Regions from separate parts of the Homo sapiens genome. Here region 2 is linked to region 1. A link is a contact called in ENCODE Hi-C or POLR2A ChIA-PET data. All regions are on one chromosome and are shown on one strand. Each heading gives the region's core, a stretch centred on a gene start or an enhancer-like site at or near the end of the contact. The rest is flanking DNA. Distances are from core to core; before and after follow the strand shown.

What was found. Hi-C counts contacts between places; a loop is a spot of excess contacts on that map. ChIA-PET counts read pairs that join two places held with the same protein, here RNA polymerase II (POLR2A). Pooled maps may share reads with other maps.
Region 2: a pooled map shows a loop between it and region 1 (1.9-fold over the local background). The contact joins the enhancer-like site here to the promoter of CACNA1D in region 1. A Hi-C loop is called at or near these places in 1 of 168 maps with a recorded cell type or tissue (sigmoid colon) and 1 of 50 pooled maps. POLR2A ChIA-PET finds 5 or more read pairs at or near these places in 1 of 52 experiments (WTC11).

The regions. Positions count from the first base shown.
Region 1 is chr3:53,492,743-53,496,735 of GRCh38, forward strand. CACNA1D (calcium voltage-gated channel subunit alpha1 D) reads left to right here and starts at 1,869. Exons shown (of 48, transcript NM_001128840.3): 1 at 1,869-2,491. The coding sequence starts at 2,425. RefSeq lists enhancers at 1,318-1,817, 2,148-2,933, 2,934-3,718.
Region 2 is chr3:53,553,156-53,557,148 of GRCh38, forward strand. The region is part of intron 3 of CACNA1D (calcium voltage-gated channel subunit alpha1 D); the gene reads left to right. Among named protein-coding and RNA genes, the nearest start is that of CACNA1D, 61 kb to the left of the region's middle. Within about 2 kb of position 2,136, at least 2 of the 41 ENCODE cell types and tissues checked have a DNase peak (open chromatin) inside an H3K27ac peak, as active enhancers do.

The DNA.
Region 1 (3,993 bases), core at 619-3,118:
TGAGCAAGACTCCGTCTCAAAAAAAAAAAAAGTATACAAACTTTTCTTCTGTCATTAGGTTGTCCTTGAGGAAGGAACTGTGCCATAGATTTGTCCTGACATCTAGACCAGACCCTTATTCTTAACCGGTGCCTTATGAATGCTGGCTGCACTGAACTGAACAATGAGCAAATATGGTTCGGCTCAGTCATCCACTAGATACAGTATTTTTCCCTCTAGACAGGAGCTGCTGTTTGCAAATCTCCCCCATTCCAAATCTGAGCCAGCAAAGGTATCATAAAACAAACTTGCTCAGGGAATTTTGTAGAAAAGGCCTCAAGAGGCAAGGCTTTAGACCAGGAGTTCTGAAAGTGACATGTGTACTTGTGAATTTCATACATGCTCCTTGGATGGGCTAGTTTCTTTGGAGGGAACCGTCTTCTATTCCCTTCAGATTTTGGATCAGAAGCAGCCATAGGAGAGGTGGCCCAGGCCAGCTTTATATTGTTACTAGACCGTAGGGCGATTTCTCGCCTCTCCAGTCTCCAAAAACAAAGCACAAAAAAGGACAAGAGCCTGGTTGTTTTCATCCTCACGGACCAGACACCCCCTCAGGAAGGCCTCTGGAGAGTCTTCTGTCTGGTCCCCAGTCTCTCTGCCCAGGTGCCCCCCAACAATTGAGGATGACTAGTGTGTTCTCTTTGGGTAAGGAGCACCTTCCCATAAACACTTATTTTTCTTAATTCACGCTGAGCTTTTACTTTATTTTCGCTTTAAAGTCACTGTTCTGAAACGTTCTAAAACGCCGTAGGAACATGCAGATAGGAACAAAAGCAAATAAATCGAATCCTGTGAAGTAACAAAGCAGACGCCCTTCTCCTAACAGGCAGCACAAAGCTAAATGAAAAATATCAGTCATCCACTAGATAAAGTATTTTCCCCTTTAGACAGGAGCTGCCGTTTGCAAATCTCCCCCACCCTAAATCCAAGCCAGCGAAGGTATCAAAAAATAAACTACTCCCTTCAGCTCCCAGACTGGAGGCAACAGTTTCAGCAGCACCGTCTATTTCCTTGAACAACACGAGCGGTTTGAAAGACCTTGGCTTTGACTTCCCTGTACCTGCCTCCAAACACACGTGGGGGCGGGGTGGGGTGGGGGGAGATATTGCCCCCCATCCCCGTTGCCTTCCGCGACGCCAGGCCAGGCGCAGGGCAGGGGAGAAGATGGGGGGCGCCCTGGATTCGCGGTTCCAGCTGCAGGCAGTTACCTGGGGTAGTGAGTGCTCTCTACAGACCCGGGCTACCCCAACCCCCCCGATTCCAGAAAGGGCCGGAGAAAAGCAGGGGGCGCCTGCCCCGCTCCGGAGCAGCCAGGGAGCCCGGCCGAGCCTTGACGAGGATGAGCTCGGAGACCGCAGCAGCTACCGCCCGCTAGCACCTGAGCTCCCAGGGGGCGGGGCCTCCTCCAGGTGTGCGCAGAGGAGGCCGGCGCGGAGTCGGGGCCGGCGCGGGAGCCCGAGCTGTCCCCCAGCCCAGAAATGCGCGGGGAGGAGCGGTTCATCCGCACCCCAGCGCCGCGGGAGACACTGGCGCCGCCTGCCTCCTCCGGGTCCCGGGGGGAGAGCGCACCGTGCGGCGCGGAGGGGGTTAACCGGGCAGCCCGCCGCTGGAGCGCGCTTAACCCTTTGGAGCCCGCAGGTCAGCCGGGCCAGGCTGGGGTGGCGGCACCCCGAGTCCCACGCGACGGCCACCCCGAGCGCGCAAGTGGTGCCGGGCAGAACCGCGCGCCGGGCTGCAGACCCGCCGGGGCGCGGCGCGGCGCGGGCCGTGGGCGGCTCGGGGCGGGCGGAGGGCGGGGGACGGCGGCGGGCGCGCAGCGTCGCCAGGGCGAAGCCGGCGTGCGGCGCGGCGCGGCGGGCGCGGAGCGAGCGGGCGGGCGAGCGCCTCCGTCCCCGGATGTGAGCTCCGGCTGCCCGCGGTCCCGAGCCAGCGGCGGCGCGGGCGGCGGCGGCGGGCACCGGGCACCGCGGCGGGCGGGCAGACGGGCGGGCATGGGGGGAGCGCCGAGCGGCCCCGGCGGCCGGGCCGGCATCACCGCGGCGTCTCTCCGCTAGAGGAGGGGACAAGCCAGTTCTCCTTTGCAGCAAAAAATTACATGTATATATTATTAAGATAATATATACATTGGATTTTATTTTTTTAAAAAGTTTATTTTGCTCCATTTTTGAAAAAGAGAGAGCTTGGGTGGCGAGCGGTTTTTTTTTTAAATCAATTATCCTTATTTTCTGTTATTTGTCCCCGTCCCTCCCCACCCCCCTGCTGAAGCGAGAATAAGGGCAGGGACCGCGGCTCCTACCTCTTGGTGATCCCCTTCCCCATTCCGCCCCCGCCTCAACGCCCAGCACAGTGCCCTGCACACAGTAGTCGCTCAATAAATGTTCGTGGATGATGATGATGATGATGATGAAAAAAATGCAGCATCAACGGCAGCAGCAAGCGGACCACGCGAACGGTGAGCAGCCAGAGCCCGGGCACCCGCTGCCAAATCCGATCCTGTCATGGTCCTCCAGCCCCCTCCCCCTTCCCCGCGGCGCTGGATGGGTTGAGGGGGTTGGAGAGGGTGCTGCCAGCTCGGTGTCGTCTACACAGAGAGGGGACATGCGTGACAGCCACTCCGCGCTCCCCTCCAGGCCCTGAATGTCAGAGTTAATTCTGCATTTGTGGGGTGGGGGCGGCCGTGGAGTGTGTGGAGCGCGGTGCAGCCGGAGGGGCGGCGAGTCGGGGTGATTCGGGTTCAGTGTCCTCGGGCTCAACTTTCCTTCAACGCCCCCGAGCGATGGCAGGAGGGCCGCAAGTCTTCAGCCGGAGCCCCCTTGCCAGCCTCTTCTCGCCTTCCACTCCTCCCCCGCCCCCTCGTTGACTAGGAAGAAGGTCCCTGGTGGCATCCGGAAAATTCTAGGATTGCCCGGTTTCGCCCTCCGCGCCGGTGGGTGAAGCACACCCATCCCCTCGCGGGGGAGGCCCGGCCTCGGTATCGGGGAAAGGGGTTCGGGTGGAGCGTGCGTTCCCGCTCCCGTCGCCGGCTGTGCACACGTCGGTAACCTAGCAATGCCCGGGGAGCCGCTGCCGCTGTGGGGCTCCCCTCCCCAGCTCTGGCCCGGGCACCACGTGCAGCTTCCACGCCGGCCGGGGCTGGGTCGAGGGAGGATGGAGCAGCTCCTGGCCAGCCCTCCCCTTTGGAGACCGCCAGTGCCCCCCAACCCCTGTCGGCTGGAAGCCTTTCCGGGTGAGCGCTCCCCTAGGGAGAAGCTTGACATGACTCGACTCGTCCCCGCTCCGATTGCCCGCCGCTCGCCCGCTTTGCCCTCTTCTCAGGCTTTCAGACCCGTGCTTGCTTTGACTCTTTACTTAGCAATAATTGGCTTTGCAAACGCCCATCTCTCTACCTTGCTGTCACCTCTCTCACTTCTGCTTCAGTGAGGAGACTGTGGCGGAAGGCGGCAGGTGCCTGGGAGATCTGCCTGGGAGATGGCCTGACCCAAAGCTGGCGGGGGCTTCGCATAGGGAGCCTCCTTGAGTTTCTGCCTTGTGTGCACCTGGATACCAACCTACACGGAGATAATTCCCTCTTAGGCCTGGAGGCCCCTGGCATAATCCAGTCAGTCTATCCTAGGTGTAGGGGTGCAGGCTGACTGCCTTGTCTGTCTCTCTGGATGCTGGCTTGGCTGATGCTGCTGCAATTTAAAATGCAAAAAAGCCCTAAAGATGTTTTCTGTTTTCGGAAGCCTGTGGAGGAAATGAGTCCCAAGCATCATGAATTTTCATTTGCAGGAAGTGTCAGTGCATAATCTAGATATTTGTTATGGGGTTTTTGGTATTGCCTGGGTGCCTATGGAAGATTTTTTTTCGGTACTGAAAAAAATGCATTTGTGGCTGTGGAAAGATGTTGGAGTAACACTCTGAAAATGATTAAGACTATTGAATTATTGGTACTGCCTTTTTTTTTCCCCTTGG
Region 2 (3,993 bases), core at 886-3,385, 61 kb after region 1:
TTTAACCAATTCTAGTTGACACACTTATTCAGAATGGCCTTACTGCCAATTAGTGGAGCATGTTAGTGAAGTTTGTAATAAAGTCCTAATTTCCGTGACTAATGAAGCTTTACTTGTGTTCAACACAATCCCTGCTCTCAGTTATGAAGTTATAAAAAAATGTGTTTATGCTGTTGCTGCCGCTGCCCGTCTGTCTGCCTCCCTGCCTGCCTGCACAGTCTTTAAGAGCACTGTTGCTCTCCTCCTGTTCCTCACGCATTTCAAGCACAAATCCCTACCATTCATCAAAGGCATTTGCTGGTGGTGGCAGGGGAAATGTCACAGCACTGCTGCCACCACTGCCAGGTATCTTTTTAAAATGTAATGTGTGTGTATGGGTATGTGTGTGTGTATGACTTCCACCATTTCTACGGGAATGTTTTTTGATTAGAAAAAGAAATAGTTGTTACATTTGCAATTTGTAACCAGAACCATTTTCTTTCCAATGCAGTTGTAACAGTGTAATGATAAGTAGGGTCTTTATCCAACCCTATGACAAGTCACATGTACACACGCCAGACATAGGCTCCAGATTCTGTAATATTTAGCCCTATACAGTCAACAGATTTGATTCCCTGGCAGTCAGTCTTTGCATTGGAAGAGAGAGTAAAAATTAGGACTGGTGAGTTCAAAGGTTCTTCTAAGGCCTAAGCCTTTGCAGTAGGAGCTTTCCATACTAGATATGTTACCTAGAGACTTGTGTTAAAGTGGAAAATCATGGGCTGGGCATGGTGGCTCACACCTGTAATCTCAGCACTTTGGGAGGCCAAGGCGGGCAGATCATGAGGTCAGGAGATGGAGACCATCCTGGCTAACACAGTGAAACCCTGTCTCTACTAAAAATACAAAAAATTAGCTGGGCGTGGTGGTGGGTGCCTATAGTCCCAGCTACTTGGGAGGCTGAGGGAGGAGAATGGCGTGAACCCGGGAGGCGGAGCTTGCAGTGAGCCAAGATGGCACCATTGCACTCCAGCCTGGGCAACAGAGTGAGACTCTGTCTCAAAAAAAAAAAAAAGGTGGAAAATTATCATACAAATCATATTTGTGTCAATCTTTGTGAGGGTGTCCTAAACTGTAAGTGTGCCTATATGTGTGTTTTAAAACCAGAATGTCTAGTATTGTACCACAGAAAAAAGACGTTACAAAAATAGAAATTGTGTCAGTAATTTGCTTTTACTGCTATGAACAATCATATGCAATTCCTACAAGTCATGCTGTGTCTAGCCTCACAGCCCCCTCACTCTCCAGGCCTTTCTGCCAAACTCAGCTTCTCTGTGAGCATGCCCTGATGAGTTCAAGGGGCTCCCTTCTTCGTGCCACCACCTTTGAGTCCACAACAGGATGGCTGTTGAATTGAACATGCACTTAGATTTCGTTACCGTTTCCTAGGTCTTTTTCAAATACATTCCGCTTCTCTCTTTAGTTACTTTTTAGTCTCCCTCAAGGGTAGGGATTAGATTCTTCTTTGTTCCCTCTCCCATAGCACAGTTTATGTGGCTTTTGCTGCGTGAGGTTAAAGCACATTGGTGGCTTACATCTTATCCATTTGTAACCACCCAGGGACCAGCACATGGCCTTGTACCCAGTAAACAATCAATATTTTGTTGATTAATGATGCCTAAAGCTGGTTAAGTTCTTGGACTCAACATTCTTCTGAGCTCAATGACTATTTGCATTCTAGTCATAAACAGGAAAAGGTTCTGTTGGCAGCCAGGGAGATAGTAAATACCCCTGACTCTCATACATTGACTTAATCAGAAACAACAACTTCCCCTTTTCAAATTTGCATTGTGAATGATAATATCATTTTCAAATATGTAGGATTATGACATTTTAAAGAGAATATAATGAAATAGAATGAAGGTGAAAACTTGTAATTATATTAGAGCAAAACTATGTTTCCCATAGCTTATATCCTACTATTTCTATGTAGTGTATCTGGCGTGGTCCCATGAGGATGCCATAACCAAATGATTGAACTAGAAACTGAGAAAGACTTATCAAACATTTAGTGTCACGGGCTTGTGAGATGAATCAATGCTGGGATTTCCAGCTATGTTTTTTATGGCCCTGTATTTTACAAAGCTGTGGAAAATATTGAGCATTTGAACAAGGCTCTCAGTCACAGTCGTATAACAAGATGCAGGATAGGGCTTTGCCCGTGGAGTTCAGTGTGAAAGTGGCTGTGGTTGGTGGACCTTCTGCCCTTTCCCCTATTGCTCTCTGGCTGCTTTTTCTGGTGGGTGTGTGTGTGTGTGTGTGTGTGTTTTTTTTTTTTTTTTTTTTTTCTGAGGTACTTCCCAGGGAACAGAGAAATAAGTTGACAAAAGGCACATATAAAAGAGAGATCTAGGACTTTCTAAACCTGAGGCCCACAGCCCTTTCATTTAATGCTATATTGGCACATGTCTTTTTTCTCTTCAAATCATTCTCAATCATGGTCCATTTCTCACCACCCCCTCCTCCCAACTTGTTATCAGTTGCGCCTGACCTTTTGGGAAGGAAGAATCTTTAAACCCTGTTTGCATCTCAGCAGACGGGAATGCCTGCCTACTTCTCATCTAGGGCTCCTTTCTCTGCCTTTAGAAATTCTTTTTTATTCTTGATACACACTGCTCAGATTATTTATTAATTTAAAAATTAACATACAGTAAAAATCGGGGTGTGTGCACGTGTATACAGTTCTGTGAGCTTTAACATATAAATTGTTGTATCTCTTACCACAATTAAGATAACAGAACAGTTTTGTCCCCCGCAAAACTTATCCTGCCTCTTGTAGTCCTATTCTTCCTTTACCCCAGCCCATGGCAACCACTGATCTGTTCTCTATTGCTATAGTTTTGTCATTTCCAGAATGTCATGTAAATGGAATCACTCAGCATAATGCCTTTGATATTCATCCATGTTTAGGAGTGTGGAGAAATCGTTCTTTTTTATTGCTGAGTAATATTACATTTATGGATATAGTACAGTTTATCCATTTATCTGTTGAAGGAAATTTGGGTTATTTCCAGTTTCTGGTGATTATAAAAAGGTGCTAGAAACGTACAGGTTTTTGTATGAATATAGATGTTCACTAGCGTAAATACCTAGGAGTGGAATTGTATATTTAACATTATAAGAAGCTAACTGCTTTCTAAAATGGCTGTACCATTTTGTATTCCCACCAGAAGTGTATGAGAGCTATAGTTGCTTCACATTCTTGCCAACACTTAATCGTGTCAGTACTTTTTATTTTAGCTTCTGTAATAGGTGCGTAGTAGTATCTCATTTTGGTTTTAATTTTTATTTCCTAATGGATAATAATGTTATGTTATTTCATGCGCTTATTTGCCACCTGTTTATTATTATTTTGGTGACTTGGTGAAGTGACTATTTCTGTCTTTTGGGTTTCTTTTTACTGTTCAATTTGAAAAGTGCCCCATATATCCTGGATCCAGGTCTTTTATCAGATATGTGATTTGCAAATATTTTCTCTCAGTCTATAGCTTGTCTTTCTATTATCTCTCTTGCTCTCTTTTTTTTTTTTAATTTTTTTTTGAGACAGAGTCTTGCTCTGTTGCCAGGCTGGAGTGCAGCGATGTGATCTTGGCTCACTGCAACTTCTGCCTCCTGGGTTCAAGTGATTCTCCTGCCTCAGCCTCCTGAGTAGCTGGGGCTACAGGCATGTACCACCATGTCTGGCTAATTTTTGTATTTTTAGTAGAGATGGGGTTTTACCATGTTGGCCAAGCTGGTCTTGAACTCCTGACCTTAAGTGATCAGCTCACCTTGGCCTCCCAAAGTGCTGGGATTACAGGCATGAGCCACCATGCCCAGCTGTCTTTCTGTTCTCTAAGTGTGTTTTGCAGAGCAAAAGTTTTAAATTTTGATGACATCCAGTTACTTGGTTTTTCCTTTTATGAGTTATACTTTTGATGTCGTATCTAAGAAATCTTCGCCCAACTACAGATC